Regions from separate parts of the Homo sapiens genome. Here region 2 is linked to region 1. Evidence: read pairs that join two places in POLR2A ChIA-PET (ENCODE). Cell type or tissue: MCF 10A. All regions are shown on one strand. Links, peaks and the distances in the headings refer to the core of each region. The heading gives the core; the rest is flanking DNA.

The links. Peaks named below come from ENCODE experiments on the same cell type or tissue, not always from the same donor. Only the 100,000 strongest peaks of a DNase experiment are listed, where the experiment ranks them.
Region 2: POLR2A ChIA-PET joins it to region 1 with 8 read pairs; 8 of 35 experiments call an interaction of 5 or more read pairs at or near these places.

What each region holds. Positions count from the first base shown.
Region 1 is chr9:98,140,393-98,152,408 of GRCh38, reverse strand. All of the region lies in intron 2 of CORO2A (coronin 2A), which reads left to right. Among named protein-coding and RNA genes, the nearest start is that of TRIM14, 27 kb to the right of the region's middle. RefSeq lists an enhancer at 10,235-10,284. In MCF 10A, for the core only: no CTCF peak of the experiment used is centred there; DNase peaks (open chromatin) are centred at 5,498, 5,778 and 6,068.
Region 2 is chr9:98,242,141-98,254,156 of GRCh38, reverse strand. It overlaps TBC1D2 (TBC1 domain family member 2), which reads left to right. Exons shown (of 13, transcript NM_001267571.2): 2 at 2,231-2,372; 3 at 10,028-10,163. Among named protein-coding and RNA genes, the nearest start is that of TBC1D2, 7.5 kb to the left of the region's middle. RefSeq lists enhancers at 4,494-5,410, 5,411-6,328. In MCF 10A, for the core only: no CTCF peak of the experiment used is centred there; a DNase peak (open chromatin) is centred at 5,156.

The DNA.
Region 1 (12,016 bases), core at 4,852-7,351:
CTGAGGCAGGAGGCTGCCTTGAGCCCAGGAGTTCAAGGCTGCTATGAGCCATGAACGTGCCACTGCACTCCAGCCTAGGTGACAAAGCGACACCCTGTCTCAAAATAAATAAAATAAAATAAAATCAGGAATAAGATAAAAGGTCATGGCCTGCACAGTAAGACTAGAAAAATGTAACTTGTCAATACCAATTCAAGTAGAAACAGAAAGCCTGAATAGTCCTCTAACTACTAAACATTGAGCAATAAAAATGTCCCTTAAAGAAAAAACAAAAAAAAAAAACAGCAAAAGAGGCCGGGTGCAGTGGCTCATGCCTGTAATCTCAGCACTTTGGGAGGCCAAGGCAGGTGGATCATCTGAGGTCAGGAGTTTGAGAGCAGCCTGGCCAACATGGTGAAACCCCATCTCTACTAAAAATACAAAAATTAGCCGGGCATGGTGGCGTGCGCCTGTGGTCCCAGCTACATGGGAGGCTGAGGCAGGAGAATGGCGTGAACCCGGGAGGCAGAGCTTGCAGTGAGTCGAGATCGCGCCACTGTACTCCAGCCTGGGCGACAGAGCGAAACTCCGTCTCAAAAAAAAAAAAAAAAAAAATTAGCCGGGCATGGTGGTGCATGCCTGTAACCCCAGAGGCAGGAGAATTGCTTGGACCCAGGAGGCGGAGGTTGCAGTGAGCCGAGATGGCGCCATTGCACTCCAGCCTGGGTGACAGAGCAAAATTCCGTCTCAAAAAAAGAAAAATAGCGAAAGAAAAGTTGAAAGTGTTAGGATGGAAAAGGAAGAAATAAAACTGCTATTATTTACATATATAATTGTCTACATAGAACCCAAAAGAACATGTAGTCAAATTATTAGAAAAATAAGAGTATTTGGAAGGTAGTGGATACAAGAATCAGAACACAAAAATGAATTGCATTTGTACATACTGGGAATATTTAGATGATATAATTAAACATTTGCAATAGAATAAAAGAAGATTGGATACCTAGGAATAAACAAGCAACGCTTAGAAGGAAAATGATAGAACATTGTTAAAAGACTAATAAAGATGACCTCAATAGATGGAAATATTTACTATATTCATGGATAGACACTTTTACTTCCTCCCTCAAATTCCCACAGCATTCTCTTTTTTTAGGACATATTCCAAGCCTATTTTTTCCTTAGAACCATGCCCTGACTACTTTGAATTAGAGTCCTTTGTGCTTTTCTGCTAGTACCTCCTAATGTAGTTGGGTGCATAATTGTTGCTCATAAATTTTCATTAACTCCACAAATTATCTCATGGTTGTTCATCCAAATAAATAGGGAGGGTATAAATGGCAAAGGGAAGGGCACAAGCAAAGGCATGGAGGTGCAACTGTATATAGAATGTTCAGGAAGCAATGCAGAGAGCAGCTGTCTGGCCAGAACAAATAATCTGTGAAGGAGAAGAAGGGAAGTACCCTAAGGAAGTGGACTGGGGCTAGCTGAGCAGAGCCTTGAATGCTGGGGTGAGGCATGTGACCTGTATCCTAAAGAGAGAGAGAATGTTTCGAGCTAGGGAGGGACAAGTGCAAAATGGAATTTGTAGAAAGACATAAAAAGGTCAAAATGGGAAGGACCCCCTATAGATGGCCGATTTTGCTACTTGTTTCTTCCAAGCTTTGCATGCTTGTAAAAGATTACGTCCACCAAACAAACTGCATTCTTAATTAATTCAATAATTAGTTGGTTTTCCTTTTATTACTCAAACTCTCAGAACTGTCACTGTTTCTAACTTGCATGAACTGCTCGGTGTAAATGGGTACTAACAACTGATATAAAGAAAATAAATTGGTGTGATGTGATAGAGTGTGACGTGGGTTGGGAGAGGGGACCTAGTTTAGGCAGGATGGTCTGGGAAGGCATTCCTGGGAAGGTGATCTTTGAGCCGAGAGCCACTTGAGGCTCTAAAGGGAGAGTATGCTGGCAGAACAAATAGAACATGCAAACATTCCCCTGAGTGGGAATGGGTTTGGTGTGTCTGTGCATTGTCAGCACGTGGACACATGTGCTGTGACCACAGAGTGGTGGGAGGAGGTGAGGTCAGATTGGGGAGTAGGGCCTGGACTGTGAAGGCGTCGTAAGCCCAGGCAGGAGTCTGGGCTCTATCCTGAGTCCAGTGGGAAGCCACTGGAGGGTTGAAACTCACTTGTCAGCCAGGCGCTGTGGCTAACACCTGCAATCTCAGCACTTTGGGAAGCCGAGGCAGGCAGATCACGAGGTCAGGAGTTTGAGACCAGCCTGGCCAACATGGTGAAACCCTGTCTCTACTAAAAATATGAAAAATTAGTTGGGCGTGGTGGCAGCCACCTGTAACCCCAACTATTCGGGAGGCTGAGGCAGGAGAACTGCTTGAACCCAGGAGGTGGAGGTTGCAGTGAGTCAAGATCGCGCCACTGCACTCCATCCAGCCCAGGCAACAGTGCGAGACTCTCTCAAAAAAAAAAAAGAAAGAGAAAAAGAAACTCACTTGTCCTACACAGCCTGATCCTAGATAAAATGTGTGATTCTCTTTGGGCTTTTTGAAATATAATAAATAGCTCAAAGATACATGTTAATTGCTATCATCACAGACTCCTAGGAATCCAGATCCAACAGGAGCTGTGATACAGTTTGGATGCTTGTCCCCTCCAATTTTCATGTGGAAATGTGATCCCCAGTGTTGGAGGTGGGGCCTCATGGGAGGTGTTTGGGTCATGGGGGCAGCTCATGAATGGCTTGATGCCCTCCCTGTGATAATGAGTTCACCTGAGATCTGATTGTTGAAAACAGTCTGGGACACCTCCCCGTGGCCTGCGGCACACCTGATCCCCCCTTCACTGTCTGCATGATTGGAAGCTCCCCTGCAGTCCTTACCAGAAGCAGATGCTGGTGCCAGGCTTCTTTTGCCTCCTGCAGAACTGTGAGCCAAACAAACGTCTTTTCTTTGTAAATACTCAGCCTCACATATTCCTATATAGCAATGCAAAATGGACTAACACACCCAGGAGCCACTAATCAGAGCTTCTCATACTTTAGTGTTACAACACAGATTCTGATGTAGTGGGTCTGAAGTGGGGCCAGGGAATCTGCATCTCCAACAAGCTCCCAGAGATGCCTGATAAAATACAGGATGCCCAGTTTAATTTGACTTTCAGATAAACAACAAATCGTTATTTTTGCTTTTTTCTTTTTAATTAAAAGTTTTATTTTGACATCATAGTAGATTCACAAGCAGTTATAAGAAATAGTACAGTGCAATTCTGTGTATCCTTTACCCTGTTTCTTCCAGTGGTAACATCTTATAAGACTACAGTACGCAGTACAGCATACTGTTGTGATACTGGCATCACTACAGTCAAGATACAGAACATTCCATCATCACAAAGATCTGTTCCCCTCCACCCCCATTCCCTCCTTAACCCCAGATGACAATTAACCTGCTCTCCATTTCTATACTTTTCCCGTTTTAGGAATGTTACATAAATGGAATCATACAATATGTAACCTTTTCAGCTTGGCTTTTTTTACTCACTGTATTTCTCTCGCAGTTCAGCTGGGTTGTTGCATATATTGAGTATTGATCATTTTTTTTTGTGTTTTGTGTGTGTGTGTTTTGTTTTTTTTGTTTGTTTGTTTTGTTTTGTTTTGTTTGAGACAAGCTCTGGCTCTTTCACCCAGGCTGGAATGCAGTGGCATGATCATATCTCACTGCAGCCCTGAAGCCTCCACTTCCTGGGCTCAAGCAATCCTCTTACGGCAGCCTCCTGAATAGCTGGGACTACAGGTGCATGCCATCACACCCAGCTAATTTTTGTATATTTTTTATGTAGAGGTGAGGTTTTGCTATGTTGCTCAGGTTGGTCTTGAACCCCTGGGCTTAAGTGATCCACCCACCCCAAACTTCTGGAATTACAGGTATGAGCCACTGCACCTGGCCTCAATTATGTGTTCCTTCTTTCTTTTTTTAAATTTTTATTTATTTATTTATCTTATTTTTTTTTTTTTTTTGAGATGGAGTCTCGCTCTGTCGCCCAGGCTGGAGTGCAATGGCATGATATTGGCTCACTGAAGCCTCCGCCTCCTGGGTTCAAGCAACTCTCCTGCCTCAGCCTCCCAAGTAACTGGGACTACAGGCACATGCCACCACACCTGGCTAGTTTTTATATTTTCAGTAGAGATGGGGTTTTGCTATGTTGGCCAGGCTGGTCTCAAACTCCTGACCTCAGTTAATCTGCCTGCCTCAGCCTCCCAAAGAGCTGGGATTACAGACATGAACCACCTTGCCTGGCCTCTTTTTTTTTTTTTCTTTTTTTTTTTTAATAGAGGCGAGGTCTCATGATGTTGCCCAGGCTGGTCTCAAACTCCTGAGCTCAAGTGATCCTCTTGCCTCAGCCTCCCAAAGTGCCAGGATTACAGGCATGAGCCACCACTCCTGCCTCTGTGTCCTTTCTTACTGCTGAATAGTATTCTATGGTATGGATGCACTACAGTTTATATAACCATTCACTCACTGAAAGCCAGTGGGTTGTTTCGAGTTTGGGGCTATTACAGATTAAGCTGTTACAAACATTTGTGTACATATTTTTGGGTGAATATAAGTAAGTCTCCATTTCTCTGGCATAAAGGGCCAGGAGTGCGGTTGCTGAGTCATAAGGTAGTTGCATGTTTAGCCTTATAAGAAACTGTCAATTTATTTTTACAAATTTTTAGTGTAAGTAAAATATTGCATGGAACCTCCTTATGCTAAAATATTTGTTGTTTATCTGCAATTTGAATTTTACTGGGCATCCTGTGTTTTACTTGCTAAATCTGACTTCCCTCCTCCCAGGTGATACCGATCTACTTGTTTGCCAATTGCATTTTCAATAGCAAGGCTCTAATCTAGCTCAGGTTCATAATTATGGAAAAATCTCAAGCACAAAAGTAGATAAAAATAATATGATGAACTTTCCTCAGCCCAGATTCTAGAATTATCAAGTTTGCCCTCTTGCTTCACTCATCCCTTTTACCTGAAGTATTTTAAAGCAAATCCTAGACATTTTGTCATTTCAACCTCTGCCCCCCGCCCCCTACCACATGTCAGTATGCAATTCTAAAACCAGGGACATTTTCTGACATAACCATAATGCCAGGATCACATTAATAATAACTCTTGTGTCACCTGATTCCTAATTCATGTTAATGGTCCCTGGTTGCCTCATACATGCCACTTTGCTTGTGGTTTGTTTGCCTCAAAGTCCAGATGGGGTCCACATCTTGCATTTGATTGATGTTTCTTTTTAATTTTTTCTTATTGTAAGTAGAGATGGGGTCTCACTATGTTGCCCAGGCTGGTCTCAAACTCTTGGGCTCAAGGGATCCTCCTGCCTCAGCCCCCCAAAGTGCTGGGATAACAGGCATGAGCCACCACACCTGGCCAATATGTTTCTTATTAAGTAACCACATCCATTACTACTGTGCAGGCACCATGCCATAGCACTTACCTGCACAGACAGGCCTTAGAGGCTCTTTATTATGTTGTAACCAGGGTTGGAGTGATTATGCTGATACCTTATGAACATTAGCCCCATTTATAGGGGATCTTGCCCCATTGCACAGATGAGGTCGCTGAGGCTCAGGAAGATGACTTCCCAGAGGACCCTGTGCAGTGTGTCCAGGACCCGAATGGGAGCCCAGACCTGGGTGTGGCCTCGGGCCTTGCTCTCACTTCACTGACATGAGGCCCCTGAGGTTTGGCACTGATTTGCATCAGCTCCTACTTGTTACCAGGATTACGTTCTGTGCCAGGCACAGAGATGTATCAGTAGGTGAGTGATGTGAGAACAAGGAAGGGACAAGCTAGCTAATGATTTAATTAAGTACATAAATTGCATTGAGATTGGGAGATGTCTGGCCTTGCCACAGCGTGCAGGAAGTCCTTCTCAGAGGGGCCGGGCTGCCCCAGGCAGTTTCAGATGTCCCAAAGGGAGTGACACTGCAGGCAGGGTCCCTCCCTCTTGCCTGTTGTGACCCAGGGTGAGCTGGTTAGAGGGAGGCTGGAGGTGAGTTTCGCAACCTGCAGCCTTGGCAACCAGGGACTGTACTCAGGGAACAAAGGCAGCAGGGGAAGGCTGGGGAGAGGCCAGGACTGTGCTCCTGAGCCTGGGGCCCAGCCTGCCACAGAGTCACTCCAGGGAGGGGGTGAAGAAGGTGGACTTTGCTGTGAGGTGTGGAGGGTGGGGAGGAATGAAAGCAAGGGCAGGCAGAGCCCCTGGGGGTCAGCCCTGGAACCCTGCTGGGAGTAGACAGGCCAGAGGGGACATGGGCCTGAGGGCCTAATGGACACCGTGGCTTTCAGGTGCCTGGGAGAGTGGAGAGGAGCATTTCACTGCCATGATCTTAAAGGCCAGCCTTAGCCAGCATGGTGGCTCACACCTGTAATCCTGGCACTTTGGGAGGCCAAGGCAGGAGATCACTTGAGGTCAGGCATTCGAGACTAGCCTGGCCAACATACCAAAACCCTGTCTCTACCAAAAATAAAAAATCAGCTGGGCGTGGTGGCACATGCCTGTAGTCCCAGCTACTTGGGAGGCTGAGGCAGGAGAATCACTTGAACCCGGGAGACAGAGGTTGCAGTAAACCAAGATCGCACCATTGCACTCCAGCCTGGGCGACAGAGCAATACTCTGTCTCAAAAAACAAACAAACAAAAAACCAAGGCCAACCTGACCCTTCTCAAGCCGATGTGTGTCCACATCACTCCGCTGCTCAGATGCCTCCCAGGACTCCTTGCTGCCTGCAGATAATGTTCTGCCTCTCTCATCAAAGCCCTCTATGCCCTGTCCTAGCCAACTGTTTGGAACCTCAGAGCCTTCCATAGCACATATCTGTTCCCTCCATACAAATTGCCCTTCTAGAAAGGCAGGGTATGGGCTAGTCTGGCATTTTGGAAGTCTCTTCCAGTTCTAGGGGTTTGTTCATCCTGGACAAGAACATACTCAAGGAATGGGTCCTCTGTCTTCAAATATCCAAGGAGTTGGCCTGCCACAGAGGGCCCAGATGTGTCTATAGGTCCCCAAAGGACAACGCCAGGACCAGAAGTGGGAAGTGAGGGGAAGCAGGGGCCACCTGGAGGCCACACTGGGCTCGAAGTAGGAAACATTTTCTCCAAATTCACAAGGTCTGAAAGTAGGATGAATTACCTCAGGAGGAAGTGAGCTCCCTGTCCCCACAGGTGACCAAGTGGGGACACCAGCTGTGGTTCACCGCTTTCATCCCTGGATGTTGGATTCTACAGTAAACCCTCCAAAGGCTCATCTGGGTGCTCATAAGGAGAGGGGTGATGAAGGATGCTCTGCCCTAAATCATGGGAATGTGCTGTGCATTTTAGAAGTGCTGCCATTCCTAGGGTCAAGAAATGCTCCTCTCATCTCTCCCTCTGCTCAATCCCAGCCTCCTCTGGGCGGTCCCTGGTCCCACATCTCACCCTCTCCAGTCAGGACATGGCTCACCTATCCATTTGTCCACCTCTCTATTGGGTCCAGCCTTGCACCCTGGGCAGGGTGAGTAGACTCCATGCCCTCAGCCTCACCCCTCTTGCTCAGCCTCCTCTCTTGCCCTGTCCTCCAGCCTACCGTGCCCGCTGGCTGCTTCAGCCTCCTCCCACTTAAAACCTACCTGTGGCCCTGCCTTTCTGACTTGAGATTCCTCCCCTCCACCTGACCTGGTCAAAGTCTCCCTCTCTTTAAGGCCCAATTTAAAGTCCTCCTCCTCCAGGGAGCCTTCTCTGGTTCATCCCCCAGGTCTCTTGTGTGCCTCTCCTCTGAGCTCAAAGTATATTCCTTCCTGCCTCCTCCATAAGGTAGATGGCTCCTATAGCCCAGGATTGTGAGTACCGCATCTCTGCCATCACCTGCATGCAGTCTGGCACATAGTATGTCCTCAGTGAAAGGCCTGTATGATGATGATGATAACCATGGTGTGAGGACAGCAAGAGCAGACCAGGCCATAAGAGGAAACATTCCCAATCCTGGCTCTGCTGTCCTTAGTACATGATTGTCAACCTCTCTGAGCCCCAGCCTCTGCACTTGTAAATGGGGAATTCTTGTACTATGTCCTGGGGTGGTTGGGAGGTAAATCAAATATTATGAGCAACGCAGCTGGCACTGGGCCTGGCACATATATGACTCCCTAGATTATGGTTTCTAAAGAAAAGCTTTTTTTTTTTTTTTCTTCGAAACAGGATCTCACTCTGTTGCCCAGGCTGGAGTGTAGTGGCACGATCATGGCTCACTGTAGGCTGGACCTCCCAGGCTCAAGTGATCCTCCTGCCTCAGCCTCCCGAGTAGCTGGGACCACAGGTGTGCATCCCTACACCGGACTAATTTTTGTAGAGATGGGGCCTGTTGCCCAGGCTGCTCTTGAACTCCTGGCCTTAAGTAATCTGCCTTGGACTTCCAAAGTGCTGGAATTACAGACATGAGCCACTGTGCCCAGCCAAGAAGCATTTAAAAACCTATTTCTTATAGACATGGGAACATGTCTGATCCAGCTGCCTGCATTCACCAGTAGGAAAACAATCAAGCCACTAGTTCATTCATGGAGGGCATGCCTGGAGCCACTGCTATGTAGGAAAGGATGGGAGTCCCCATGCAGAACAGTTTGTCCCCTGCCCAGTGAGTATATCCCCTGGCCCCTGAAACATACTGAGCAACAATAAAACTGGGTAATGGTAATGAGCTGTGATGAGCTTCTCCTGGCTAATGTACTGAGTACTTAGCAAGTACTGGGCACCGTCTTCAGTGCTTTACTGTGAATGAGGTGCTACTACTGTTGTCATTTCGTAGATAAGGAAACTGAGGCATAGAGAACTGAGGTCACTTGCCCAAGGCTGCACCATGGTAAGGGATGTGGCAGGGATTCCACCCCTGGAAGCCAGAGTCTGCCTGCCCACTTCACCTCTGCTACACTGTGTGTCCTCCCTCTGCCCGTCCTGCCACCCCTGCCTCCCAGTCTCCACCCTGAGCTGTTGGGATGCTCATTTGAGGCCATGACTATGATGCTGTTGTAGGAACAGCTGCTCCCTTGACTGCTGAGGGTCGTGACAGTGGCCTCACAACCTCTCCCTTTCTGGCAATGGAGGTCAGCCGTAGAGAGTCCCCAGTCTGGTCCCCCACCCGCCTGACTCCTCCTGGGTCCTTCTGTCCTGTCTTCCCCCTCTGCCCCAGGGCAGCCCCTTGGAGACTTGGAGGTGATGCCTCTCCAGGCAGGGCGGCCCAAGCCAGGGTTCTGTGGGGTCTGCGAGGGGAGCAGGCGTGTCTCCCCTGATTTAGAGCTTGTACACCACATCCATCAGAAGCCTGTTTCTGGCTGAGTGCTGGCCTAATGGGCAGAAGGTGGAAATGGCCTCCTGATGATAAATGTCCCTGACAGGCTTTTAGCAGCTCAGTCAATAGCCCACCAGGCTGGCTAATGTCCGCTCCTGCCTGTGGTCCTCAGCGTAAAACCTTTTAGAAGCAGAGCAATCTGCCAGCCCAGGGCAGGGCAGCGCAGGGCAGCGCAGGGCAGCGCAGGGCAGGGCAGGGCAGGGGAGGTGGGGCGGAGGGGAGGGCTGGGGTGGGCTGGGGTGTGAGTGGGCAGCCTTCCCTCATCAGCTGAGAAGGAAGAGAAGGCTGAGAAGGAAGAGAAGCTGTCTAGGGCTAGGCCCTTCTGAGCCACGCCCAACCCTAAGGCGCCTTCCCTGAGTCTGTGGGAGGTGGGAGGTGTGTGTCTGAATGGGGCTCCTGGGCACTTTGCCTCCCGTCAGCCCGAGGGCAGCCTGACTATTGGCTCATCTGGCTTTTCTTGGGAAACCGCACTGCGGAAATTGGGGCATGGCCCTGGGCCAGAGTCTAAAGGCCCGGAGAGCAATCAGTGCCCCACAGCCAAAGACACAGTACTGCTCATGGCCTTTGACCCAGGAAATGATCCCAGAGAAAGGAAAGGCTGTGTGCAGGAAGGAGGCCAGGGCAGGGACTCACAGAGCACTCACTGGTGCTCCCTCAGAGCACAGGAAGTACAGCACCAGGCTCACACTTGGGGAACCAGAGGCCTGGGCTCAAGCCCAGCTCTGCCCCTCACCTTTGCAGTGACCCTGGGCAAGTCCCTACTCCATGCTGGATTTCCCCAAGTCTGAGGTCCGAGAGAGGGTGCTGGGATCCATTCGCAATGCCTGCCACAGGTGCAGGATAAGACAGTGCAGCTGTGGGCTCCATTCCTGGTCTCTAGAGCCCTTCAAGAGCTACAGTTTTATAACAGAAGTTTTTGGCTAATCCTGGATGGACCCATTTTTTCAGAAAATCTGTATTTTTGTTTTTAAACACCTTTTTTAATTGCAAAACTTACATAGCTAAAAATAAGACAAAGATATTAAAGCCAGCCATTTATTCCACCATCTAGATATAACCATGATTAACATTTTGGCTCATTCCTTTTAGTTTTTTTTTCTCAGTTTTGACATACAAATATACATACATATACATATAATAGTAGCTTCTGTTACTGAGCACTTACAGTAACACCTGACTGTTGGGCTCTTCATGCATAGTATCTCATTTAACTCTCAACAATCCTGCAAGGAAGAAATGATTATTCATTCACATTTTACAGATGAGGAAAAAGAGGCTTGCAAAATGTGAGCAGGTGCACAACATGCTCAGGTTTTAATTTTCGAAAACTCACCTTGAGGACAGTGTACAGGATGTCCTGGAGGCTAAGCAAGAGGTCATTGGCAGCTGGGCGCAGTGGCTCAAGCCTATAATCCCAGCACTTTGGAAGGCCAAGGCGGGCAGATCACCTGAGGTCAGGAGTTCAAGACCAGCCTGGCCAACATGGCAAAACCCCGTCCCTACTAAAAAATACAAAAACTAGCTGGGTGTGGTGGCACGCACCTGTAATCCCAGCTACTCAGGAGGCCGAGGCAGGGAGAATTGCTTGAACCTGGGAGGTGGAGGTTGCAGTGATCCGGGATCGCACCGCTGCACCCCAGCCTGAGCAACAAGACGAGACTCCATGTCCAAAAAAAAAAAAAAAAAAAGGGTCAGTGGTCCCATGGAGACCTGGGCCAGGGCCTGTGGGTGCAGTGTCCTTCTAAGACCCTAGCTCCAGGTACCGCCCTGCCAGGACAGGGCAGGAAGCATGCACCTCTCTCCCCTGTCCTGCTGTAGAAGAGGCAGAGACCACTTGAAAGAGAGAAAATTTTCACCTCCCTCCATGCACATCACTAACAAAGGACACAAGTCCACATTCTTTCCTTTTTTTTTGGTTCTCTTTCTCCCTCTGAATGTGTAGGTGTGTGTATAATTTTTTGTTTTCAGAACTCTTTGAGGGTAAGTTACATCCATCTTAGCCCTTCATCCCTAAATACTGTTTCCTAAAAATACAAATATTCTCTTACATTACTGCAGTACATTATCAACTTATATAAGTTTAATGTTGTGATAATACTGTAATCTACCGTTCTTGTTTAGATTTGTTAAATAATGTCCTTTATAGCGTTGTCCCCTCCAGTAGGGGATCCAGTCTAGGCGGAGGTGTCTGATCACTTTTTCCTGAGGGGAGAGACCTGGATTAGCCAGAGTATTTCCAGAGGGAGGCACAGGACCACCTCCTCTGTTTGCAGAGCTACTAAAATGCATGCATAGGCCAGGCACGGTGGCCCATGCCTGTAATCCCTAACTTTAGGAGGGCAAGTTGGGAAGATTGTTTGAGCCCAGGAGTTCAAGACCAGCCTGGGCAACATAGCAAGACCCCATCTCTACAAATAATTTTAAAAATTAGCTGAGCTTGGTGACACATGCCTGTAGTTCTTAGCCTGGAACTTGGGAGGGTGAGGTGGGAAGATTGTCTTACCCCGAGTTCGAGGCTACAGTGAATCATGATTGCACCACTGCACTCCAGCCTGGACAACAGAGTGAGACCCTGTCTCTTAAAAAAAAAAAAAACAAGTACAGTGGTCTCTACACAGATGGGGAGGTGATGGAAGAAGAGAAGG
Region 2 (12,016 bases), core at 3,730-6,229, 100 kb before region 1:
CAACTCCAGCTAAGTGGGTATCTGTGGATGCCCACGTGTTCAGTTCTCCTTTACTGACTGGACTTGGCGGGTGACCAGGCTGGGGGACTTGGTTAAAATAATGAAACTCAGGAATCCCTGGCCAGGGAAGGCATTTTCGAGGTCATGTGGTTCCCGGGTCTATGTGTCTCTTCCACAGGTTGACTGCTGTATGCAGGGTCTTCAACACATGGTCTTTATAATAGTATTCCATTGTTCCTGGCTCTGCGCTTGGCGGGGTGTGGAGCTAATGCACCCCCACCCCTGGTTCTCTGACAGCTTAAAGTCTGGTGGGAGAGACTGAGGGAGAACCTGCATGCACCCTGAAATGTTCTGTAGAGACATGTGATAAGTCTGTGCAAGAAGGTGTGGTGACAGGAGGAGTCAGTTCCACCAAGTGGAAGGGGCTAGCCAGAAAGGCATCTGGAGGAGGGACACACCCAAGGCTTGAAAGAAGAAATAGGTGGCAAGCAGACAAGAGGGAGAAAGGTATTCCAGGCCAAGAGAGCACCGTGAGCAAATTAGGAAACCATGATACAGCCCTGAGTGTCCAGGCAAATCACATGAGCCAGAAAAACAGAGGGGCCCAAAGGATGGAGTTGAAGAGCAGAGGCCCGAGGGTGGGGAATTGGCAAATTAGGCCAAGTAGCAAAAGCTCAGTCTGACTATTGGATAGAGAAGAAACTAGGGGAAGGGCAAGGCTGGTACTCAGGGAGCCCATCAGAAGGTGATCAGAAGAGAGTGACAGCTGAACTAGAGCTGTGGCTGTGGGGAAGGGGACAATGGAGGTGTCTCGGGATAGTAGGGAAATAGAATGAGGGAGATGTCAGGAGTGGCTGGAGTAACTGGCTGACTGCCTGGTTGGGTCAGTCACTGACAGGAGGGAACTCAGGATGAGGAGCCCATGGAACATCCAGGTACATGTCCCCTGCAGGAGACTCTCAAGTTCCAAGGGGACAGGGACCATGTGTGTTGGCTCACCCCTGTATTCAGTGCCTAGCACTATCTCTGACACATATGTCAATGCTCAGTATACCCTTGTCAAATGAGTTAATAAAATGGGGTATTTGGGTTCGGCTGGAGCTCATCAGCATTAAGGTCATGGGGAAGACCTGGGAGGTGCTGCAGTCTCTCTGAGAGAGTGTATGGAAAGAGAACACTGGTGGGCATCATTTATCTTATTGATACCTGTGTGACAGCCTGAGGGTCACTTTCACAGACTCCCCCCTGCATAGTGCACACCAGTGAACCCCTGAGATAGGGAGTTTGCCTCTGTTGCCATGTAGCCCGCTGTTGTTCTCATGTGGCCTTGATTGCAGGCAGCTCTCTGAGAATCCCCATCCACGCCCGGTGAGCTGTTCATCTTCTGCAGTCCACCTCAGCTGATCTCAGGCCTTCTTTATGAAGCCACTAATCTCCTGGCCATAAAATCCAACTTCTAGACCAGGGTTATGGGACTAGTTCTACCACCACATGCCTGGGCAACTTCAGAGGTTTAGTTTCTCCATCTGTAGAAAGGGGTGCTCACTCCTGCCTTGCCTCCCTCCTGAAGAATCCAGGAGTTATTGGATGTGAAAGTGGATGTTTGGACCAACCGCCAGCCAGTGCTGGGAGACTAATGACCAGCATTTACCATGAACTTGTTTGGAGGGCCAGAGCACCTGGAAGGTGCCACCATGTTGTCACATGTGCATGTGGCTTTCCAGTCTCCATTCATATCCATGATTCCAGTGCATCCCCAAGGCAAGGATTACTCCTATTCCACAAAAGGCAGCAAAGACTTGGAGATGTCACACAGAGATAGTGATGGTACCAGGACCCCACGCATATCAGAATTCAGTGCACCTCCCCCTCTCACAGCGCCTCCAAATTCCTCTATCCAGTGAGCACATTTTGAGCACCTACTGTGTGTCAGATACTGTGTGATACCCTTGTCTCATTTCATCCTCATCATTGTCCTATGCAATGAGACTTATTGTCACCAGAGTACAGATGAGGAAACTGAGGCCCAGAGCAGCTAAGGAACCGCTGAGTGGGAGACCAGAGCCTGATGATCTTCTGTGGCCAGGAAGCATACATACCTACAGTGACCCCCTTTTTTTTTTCCTGGGAAAGAAAGCATTCCTAAGCCTCCCACAACCTTCCCCTCTTCCTGCACCCAGTGCCACCCTTCAGGCACAGGGCCTTGCCAACTAATCCTTGTGCTTCTCAGGCCGCCACCAAGCAAGCGATGCTGTACTGGCTGCAGCAGCTGCAGATGAAGCGCTGGGAATTCCACAACAGCCCGCCGGCACCTCCTGCCACCCCTGATGCCGCCCTGGCTGGGAATGGGCCCGTCCTGCACCTCGAGCTAGGTACCCAATGGGCTACCCTCCTGCCTGCACACCCAGGGCTCTGGTGATTAAGCCTTTACCCTCCTGCTGGGAATGAGCGGGAGGAGCCCTCTGCTAAGGAAGCAGAGAGCCAGGGATATGACTCAGGATTAGTTAGGGCAAGAATTTGGGCTGAGGCCAGGCTGCCTGGGTTCAAATCCTAGTCCTATATAACTTTAGGCAAGTTGTTTAACCTTTCTGAGCTTGTTTCCTTCCCCATAAGATGAGGTTTATAAATTATCCCTACTTCTTAGGGATGTTTTGAGGATTAAATGAATTCATATACCTAAAATGGTTAGAACAATGCCTGCACATGGTCAGAACCCAATACTTGTGAGCTACTATTGTGATGACTATTATGGAAGGCCTCAAGAAATCAAACTTTCACAGAATTGCTGTGAGGAGGGTTAATAAGAAAATGCAGTGTTGTAGATTTGTGTCGTGAGTTGGGTAGATCAGTGACTTTTTTTTTTTTTGAGATGGAGTCTCACTCTGTTGCCCAGGCTGGAGTGCAATGGTGCAATCTCGGCTCACTGCAACTTCCGCCTCCCGGGTTTAAGCAATTCTCTGCCTCAGCCTCCCGAGGCAGCCTCAGCTGGGATTACAGGCACGTGCCACCACGCCCGGCTAATTTTTGTATTTTTAGTAGAGATGGGGTTTCACCATCTTGGCCAGGCTGATCTTGAACTCCTGACCTCGTGATCTACCCGCCTCAGCCTCCCAAAGTGCTGGGATTACAGGCATGAGCCACCATGCCTGGCCAGATCAATTATTTTTATCGCTGGTGTTCCCATAAGATAGGATCCTTTTCCCCCAGATGACTCACAAATGAAGTTTCTTGATCCCAAATCCTGGATCATCCCAACGTGGAAGAGTCCAGGAGACCACACCCTCCCACCCCCATGCTGCAGCCAGGAACATGATTGGCAGGTTTTAGGATCGGTATGGACCACCTCACAGCTGCCCCTGCAAGAATGTGGAAAATCAGGTCCCAGTACAAAGCCACACTGTGTCTAAAGTGCTTCATGTTCAGTTGACAGGGAGGCCAAATAGGCAAGGGCAGGACTTGTTACCAAGTACCCCCTGGACCTCTGTACCTGGGTGCTTTGCATGTCCAAAGCTGAGTACATCTGCCCCAACCCTTCTCCCCATTTCCCTTCCCTCCTCTCAGTAGATTTCCCCTCTTGTACCCACTAGTAGTTGCCCTCCACCCTTCCTCAATTCCAGCCAGTGAGTCCAGTCAATCACTGTGCTGGCCATTTTTGCCCTCTGACCCATACATCAGACCCAGGCCTTTCTCGCTGCCACTGCCCAGGTCACACCTCATCTCTCAAAGTCACAGTGGCCTCCTCTCCAGTATCCCCATGTGGAGGCCATGCCAGAACCCATCCCCTTCTCTGCAGCCTGAGTGAGCTTTCTTAAACCTGACCCTGAACCCGGTCACTGCCATCCAATGCCACCCACCACCTCACTCCTGCACTCAGGGCTCATCCCTCCTGATCTCACCTCTGCCTGCTCCCCCAGTCCCCACCTTGGGCTTGATGCTTCGGCAGAGTCTCTGCTCTCTCTCCTTTGCCTGGCAAATTCTTGCTTATTCTCTATGGCCAAGCTCCAGCATTGCCTTCTCTTCTTGCCAGCCTCCTCCTGGAAGCCTTCTCAGACTTTGTCAGCTGGATTCTCTCTGGGCCCTCAACACTTTTTTCAAACACTTCAAGGGAGACCTGTTCCATTGTGTTCTATTAATAATTACCCCCGTCCTTGTCCATCTCCACCCGCTAGCCCTTAAGGGTGGGGACTTTTTTTTGGTTGCCTGTGTCACCTCCCTGGTGTCCTGCCTGGCACATTGGATATTTGTGGAATGAATGTGTAAGTCAATACACTAAACTTTATAATTAAATGAGGAAAGGAATGTAAACCCCTTAGCATAACCTCAGGCACATAGTAAGTGCTCAATACATGGGAGTTGTCCTAATAATATTGTTATTCTATGTCTATATGTCTGTGCATAGAACACACCCATGCTATTACTATCATAATAGTATATACACAAACATATATAGGTGCTGTTACTAGTATAATAACTGTTCCTTTTATTCTTAATAATCATTAGTAATTTCTTTGGAGTTTCTTTTGAAGGGTTTCTTTGCTTCTGCTCCAGCCCCCACTCCCCATCTGCCAGGGAGCCAGACAACCCTGGTTTTGCAGAAAACTGCAGCCTGGGTTGATGCTGCTGCAAAGATCAGCATCAGACTAGAGGCCAGCAGAAACCTCTGCAATAATAGAATTCCTGTGTCTTAACTGAAATTTGAAGAAGCAGATTGTGGAAGAACGGCTCTGGGATCCTCAGACCTCTTCTGCTGTGGGGAACCTGTTGCAGGTTCTTTAATTGTGCGGCTTTGCTTCAGCACACACGGCGGGCCTCTTCCAGGCCAGCCCCTGCTGTGGGCATTGGAGAAAGGGGTGGAGTTGCTGTGATGACCTGGGTTCTAGTCTCCTGAGGAGGATGCTGCCTGAGACTCAGGAAGCAGGGACGTGAGCTTCTCCTCTTGAAACCTTTCCTCGCCTTGCAGCAAGCCTGCACTCTCCTCCCAGACCCAGGGCCTGGCAAAACCTTCCCAGCCCACCTAGAAAGATGTTTCTGGTGTCTTGGGCAAGTCAGCAAGGCCTGGATTAGCCACGTGGAGCAGGCTGCCCCACCTCGCCCGCCTCCACCCTTCCTGAGGAAGCAGCGGCCCGCTCCCATGTCGTTGAAAACCTCCTGACCCATGTCTGACTTTGAGTCAGAGACTTCTGGTAAAAAGTGTCTCGTCACTGCTCTTGAGCAATCTGCAAGGCATGTTCTCTCCTGCTTTTAAGGATTTACAACTTTATTTTATGCTTTACCTAAACAACGGTCTCCGCAGAGCCAAGAAAGATCAAAGGGAACCCACGAGACTTATAATAATAAGAATAGCAAGTTGCCACAGTAAGCTACAGTTTACAAAGGACCTGTATAAATGTGTACTGTCATGAAATATGCCTGCTGCCCCAACACTTTACATGCGTCATCTTATTTAATCCTCACAATAATTTTATAGAGTAGTTAGTGCTATTTCCATTTTATAGACCAGGAAACTAAGGCTCAAAGAGGTCAAGAGACCTGTCCTAGGTCATGTAGTAAGAAAACATCAGTGCTGAAATTCAAACCCTAGGCTGCAGACTCATAACCTGCCCTCCCAAAGCTAAGGGGCAGCCAGGCACTCGTCCAGGGCCCTCTAGGGAGGCAGTGACCTCCTGGGTCAGGCCCTTTTTTTGTCTAGGCAGCGCCTTCTTCCCACTGGTGGTGGGGCAACCCTCAGAGCTCACGTAAAAGGAGAATTACAAATAAATGCTGCTGAAAATCCTCTGTGTGGTCACTCATGGAGGGCATTTCTCCAGGGTGCCCCAGACTGCAGCCTCAGGTCATTGATTCTGCCTCCTGTGGGAAGTGCTGGTCTCTGTTGGGGCATCGCCATCCTGTGCCGCCCGTGCCTTGCACACTCCTTTGCATTGGGAGCTTGTGCCTTCATGGGCAGCCCCTCCTGTCTTAGATGATCTGCTTGTTAGAAAGGCTGCTCTGATAAGCCACATTGTTTAATGGGAAAAGCAAAAGTAGGGACGTGTTTGAGTCTATAACGGTGTCACCTGCTAGCTTTGACTTTGGCCACAAAACTCAACCTCTCTGAGTGGCTATTTCCTCATTGGTAAAACCTACCAGTGATGACAACCCCCAGGACTTGGCTCTGTGTAGTCTCAGAGTTGATCTAGGCCCACAGGTGGCACTTACAAGAAAACAGATATTAGCAGTTAGGGAAGTACTGCTAAGATATCAAAATCTTAGAGAAACTGTTAAGTTTTTTTGGTTTGCTTTGAATGAAGGAGAATAAGATGGTTAAAATATTGATAAATAAAAAAATTTTATTTTTTTCGAATCAGTTCAGAGTCTGGCTTAAAGGTTACTTTGAAAGATGTGAGTCCACAATATGGGGCTTTATGGCTTTTTTTTTTTTTTTTTTTTTTGAGACGGAGTCTCGCTCTGTCACCCAGGCTGGAGTACAGTGGCGCGATCTTGGCTCACTGCAACCTCCGTCTCCTGGGTTCAAATGATTCTCCTGCCTCAGCCTCCCAAGTAGCTGGGACTATAGGTGCGTGCCACCACGCCTGGCTAATTTTTTTGTATTTTTATTAGAGACGGAGTTTCACTGTGTTACCTGGGATGGTCTCAATCTCCTGACCTCGTGCTCCACCCACCTCCGCCTCCCAAAGTGCTGGGATTACAGGCGTGAGCCATCGTGCCCAGCCCAGCTTTACGGCTTTTTAAACATTTTTGTATACATTAACTCTGAAGGAGACAAGGTAGAGAGTATCCTTCTTGTTTTTTTTTTTGTTTGTTTGTGTTTGTTTTTGTTTTTTTTTTTTGAGACGGAGTCTCGCCCTGTCACACAGGCTGCTGGAATGCAGTGGTGTGATCTCGGCTCACTGCAACCTCCGCCTCCCAGGTTCGAGCGATTCTCCTGCCTCAGCCTCCCAAGTAGCTGGGACTACAGGCACACGTCACCACGCCCAGTTTGTTTTTGTATTTTTAGTAGAGATGGGTTTCCCCACGTTGGCCAGGCTGATCTTGAACTCCTGACCTCAGGTGATCTGCCTGCCTTGGCCTCCCAAAGTGCTGGGATTACAGGCATGAGCCACTGCGCCCGGCCCTTGATTTTTTTTTTTTTTTACTGATTTGCAACCAGGTCGCAACACCCTCCCCATGGAAACAGGGCCCAGCTACAGATCTTCTACCCAAAGCCAGGTTTGGTTCTTCAGCCTCCTGCTCAAACCCCTAGGAGCTCTGGTTTCCATCGTGATGAGATCCAACCACTTACCCACACCCCTTTCTGTTTGGCCTTCCCCACCCCATCTTCCCAGCTTCCTCCCCGCAAACTCAGCTCTGGGTCTGAAACCCCTTACTGTTGCCTGTATGCTTGGCATAGGAAGATCTTTCCTGGTTCCTCCTGCAGATTCAAATCAACCCCAGTCCTTAAGGCCCAGCTGCAGTGCCCCTCCTCCAGGAAGTTTCCCCTGACCTGGGTTGGAAAGACTCTGTCTCCACCTCCCAGAACTGCCCCTACCCCAGCACCTGACCCCAGGTGTGCACTTTTTCCCCTTCCCTGCTCCTTAGGCTTTGAGTTTCTGCTTTTATTCTTCTCACTTTCTCCAGCCCCACTCACAAGCCTCAGGGTAAACACCCAGTCTGTGTTTGGTGAGAGGATTCATGGAAGGGAGGGCCTCAAAGATCTCGCATTTGAGGAGTGTGAGTGCTGGCCTACCTGCCAGATCTGATGGAGCCTGTTAGGAATTTACAAATACACTGTCTGTTGTTTGAACTACTGCTAAGTTTCTTTTCTTAGGTAGGTTGAACAGCTCCCCCTGACCCCCATCATTATATTTAATATTTTTATACCCACACCCTTTTTGCAGATATAGTGCAAAAACAAATCTCCGCTCCTAAATGTTTCAGTCTCCCAGTAAGAGGGCTCCAAGTGGAAAGTGTCTGCTGCCCTGGTAGGTCTCAGGGGCTGTCTAATCAAGCTCATACCAACCCATAAGTGGTCCTGGCTCTTTTCTCCTTTTTCTAACACTCAAAGTTAATTTCTAAATATTTCACCTCCCCTCTCTTATACTTCACATAATTTCCTTGGCCTTGAAAGCTTGCTTAACATTAAACATTTTCAAGTCACTCACTGTAGAAGAATCATTGTTTAAACAGAACATTTGGAAGACTAAAAAGAAAAAGAACCTGTAATCCTATCACCCAGAGGCAGCCAGTATTAACCTTATGTTATGACCTCCTGCCTGCCTTTTATTTAAACACATTTCAGATCATATAATAATATAAAATGTCCTACTTTGTTTTTTGATACTCAGTAGTGTGACCCTAATATTTGCGTGTGTTTTTAAAATCTCTGTATAAACATCTATTTTTGATAAATACATATTCTTTTTCTGTTTATAAAGTAACCCATGTTTATTGTAGAAAATTTGGAAAAAAAACAGTAAAATACAATGAGAATAGCCTGCTCACTGCAAATCCCATCACGCAGCTCAAACCACTGTTAAGATTGCGGAGTATATTTCTTTGAGACTTTTTCTGTACAATTGAGATTACACTATAACCCCAATTTTTTTTTTCTTTTGAGGCGGGGTCTTACTCTGTTGCCCAGGCTGGAATGCAGTGGCACCATCTCCGCTCACTGCAACCTCCACCTCCTGGGCTCAAGTGATCCACCCACCTCAGCCTCCCAAGTAGCTGGGACTATAGGCACGCACCACCACACTCAGCTAATTTTTCTGTTTTTTGTAGAGATGGGGTTTTGCCATGCTGCTCAGGTGGTCTCAAACTTTCAGCTCAAGTGACCCACCCAGCTCAGCCTCCCAAAGTGGCGGGATTACAGGTGTGAGCCACAACATCCAGCCTTCCAATTTTTTGTTTGTTTTTGTTTTGTTTCTTTGTTTTGTTTTTTGAGATGGAGTCTCACTCTGTCGCCCAGGCTGAAGTGCAGTGGCACGATCTAGGCTCACTGCAAGCTCCGCCTCCTGGGTTGAGGCCATTCTCCTGCCTCAGCCTCCCAAGTAGCTGGGACTACAGGCGCCTGCAACCATGCCTGGCTAATTTTTTGTATTTTTAGTAGAGATGGGGTTTCACCGTGTTAGCCAGGACAGTCTCGATCTCCTGACCTCATGATCTGCCTGCCTCAGCCTCCCAAAGTGCTGGGATTACAGGTGTGAGCCACTGCGCCCGGCCCAATTTTTTTTTAATCTGGCTTTTTCCACTTAATATTATATTCCATACAGGTTTCCCTGTTTATAAGTATTTATTCACATTGTTTTGAATGATTAATATTCCGTCATATGAAGACATTCTGATATACTTAACCTATTCCCAAGTTTTTAGATCTTTTCCAACTTGAGGCTATTGTGACAATGCTAGAAGGAACGAACCTCTTGGCACATAAAGTTTTGTCTGCACTTCCATCTTTAGGATGGACTCTCAGATGTAGAATTAACTGTAGGTCTGCCTTTTTTTTTTTTTTTTTTTTTTTTGAGACGGAGTTTCACTCTTGTTGCCCAGGCTGGAGTGCAATGGCGCGATCTCGGCCCACTGCAACCTCCGCCACCCAGGTTCAAGCGATTCTCCTGCCTCAGCCTCCTGAGTAGCTGGGATTGCAAGAATGCGCCACCACGCCTGGCTAATTTTGTGTTTTTAGTAGAGACAGGGTTTCTTCATGTTGGTCAGGCTGGTTTCTTAACTCCCCACCTCAGGTGATCCGCCCATCTCAGCCTCCCAAATTGCTGAGATTACAGGCATGAGCCACCGCTCCCAGCCAGGTCTGCATATTTTTAAGGGGTTTGCAGGAGGGCTGTACCAGCAAAATGCATCATTTTACTGGCTGCAGAACATTTTGTGAAAAGCCTATTTTGCTGCTGTTAACCTACAGGGAGGGCCTGCTTGCCCCTGCAACTCTCCAACTCCAGCCTGTTCCCAGTCAGGGCTGCACCCATAGCATCCCACCTGACCTGTCTTTCCAAGTGCAGTGACCCAGCTGATGGATTTCCCTTTTCTTTGTTCCCAGGGCAAGAAGAGGCAGAGCTGGAGGAGTTCCTGTGCCCTGTGAAAACACCCCCTGGGCTAGTGGGCGTGGCAGCTGCCTTGCAGCCCTTCCCTGCCCTTCAGAATATTTCCCTCAAGCACCTGGGGACTGAAATACAGTAAGTGCCAGTGGAGCTGAGGGGCTAGCCAAGCTGCAGGCAGCCCCTTCAGTGGAGCTTGACCCACTGTGATTCTCCTGCAGGGAGATGGGCCCCGGGAGAGGGTTATGGGCTTTATTTTCAATTAATCACATCATCACTTTAAAATATTACATTTGGCCGGGTGTGGTGGCTTATGCCTATAACCCCAGCACTTTGGGAGGCCGAGGTGGGCGGATCACTGGAGGTCAGGAGTTCGAGACCAGCCTGGCCAACATAGCGAAACCCCTTCTCTACTAAAAATACAGTAATTAGCCGGGCATGGTGGCAGGTGCCTATAATCCCAGCTACTCAGGAGGCTGAGGCAGGAGAATCGCTTGAACCCAGGAGGCAGAGGTTGCAGTGAGCCGAGATTGCACCATTGCACTCCAGCCTGGGCGACAAGAGTGAGACTCTGTCTCAAAAAAAAAAAAAAAAAAATACATTCATTGGAAAAGTGGTACATGTTCATTATAGGAAATCAGAAACATCTGGAAGGGTATAAAAAATTACCCACTGGACGAGGTGGCTCACAGCCTGTAGTCCCAGCTACTAGGGAGGCTGGAGCAGGAGGATCACTTGATTATAAGTAAAGTATTTTTTTTAATTATCCATAATCCTACCACCCAGACAAATATTCTTAGCATTTGGTATATTTCTTTCCTCTACATTTTCTATATACATATTGCATAAATGAGATCATATTGAATGTGATGTAGTGATGGTTTCACAAATGTCTATACATGTCAAAAGCATCAAATTACTCATTTTTAACTTGTGCAATTTATTGTGTCAATCATATCTCAACTACTTTGTTATTTAATAATATATTATATATATATACCTTACTATTGTCAGGCTTTGTTTTAGATAATTTCTAAGAAGGTAGCAGTATGGACCAGGCGTCGTGGTTCATGCCTGTAATTGCAACACTTTGGGAGGCCAAGACAGGAGGATCACTTGAGGCCAGGAGTTCAAAACCAGCCTGGGCAACTTCTGAGACCCTGCCTCTACAATAAGTAAAATGAAGTTAGCCAGGCATAGTGGCATGTGCCTGTAATCCCAAGCCCAGGAAGTCAAGGCTGCAGTAAGCCATGATCATACCACTTCATCCTAGCCTGAGCAACAGAGTGAGACCCTGTCTCAAAAAAAAAAAAAAAAAAAAAAAAAAAGGCAGCAGTGTGGCCTGGGCTTTGGAAGCAAACTGCCTGGGTTTGTATCCTGGCTCCACCAGTCATGGCTGTGCTGCTGTTGGCAAGTTGTTTCTCAATGCTTTTCTTACCTTGTTAGTAAATGTAAATACAACAGCGCTTGCCTTATAAGCTTAGCATGGTAATTAAATCGTTTAATGCATGCAGCCTGCTTTAGAACTGTGCTTGGCAGTCTTAAGCATGAAATGCATATTAGCTGCTGCTGCTATTGTTACTCTAGTTGAAGGGATGGAAACTTTCAGGAATTCAAACTATATCCAATAGTGATCCTGTTTGGGCGTTTCTTTTCTTTTCTTTTCTTCTTTTCTTTTTTTTTTTTTTTTGGAGATGGAGTCTTGCACTGTTGCCCGGGCTGGAGAGCAGTGGCGCGATCTCAGCTCGCTGCAACCTCTGCTTCCCGTGTTCAAGTGATTCTCCTGCCTCAGCTTCCATAGCAGCTAGGATTACAGGCACCCACCACCACGCCCGGCTGACTTTTTGTATTTTTAGTAGAGATGGGATTTCACTATGTTGGCCAGGCTGGTCTCAAACTCCTGACCTCGTGGTTTGCCCACCTCGGCCTCCCAAAGTGCTGGGATTACAGACGTGAGCCACCACGCCCAGCCTGGGCATTTGTGTTCCATG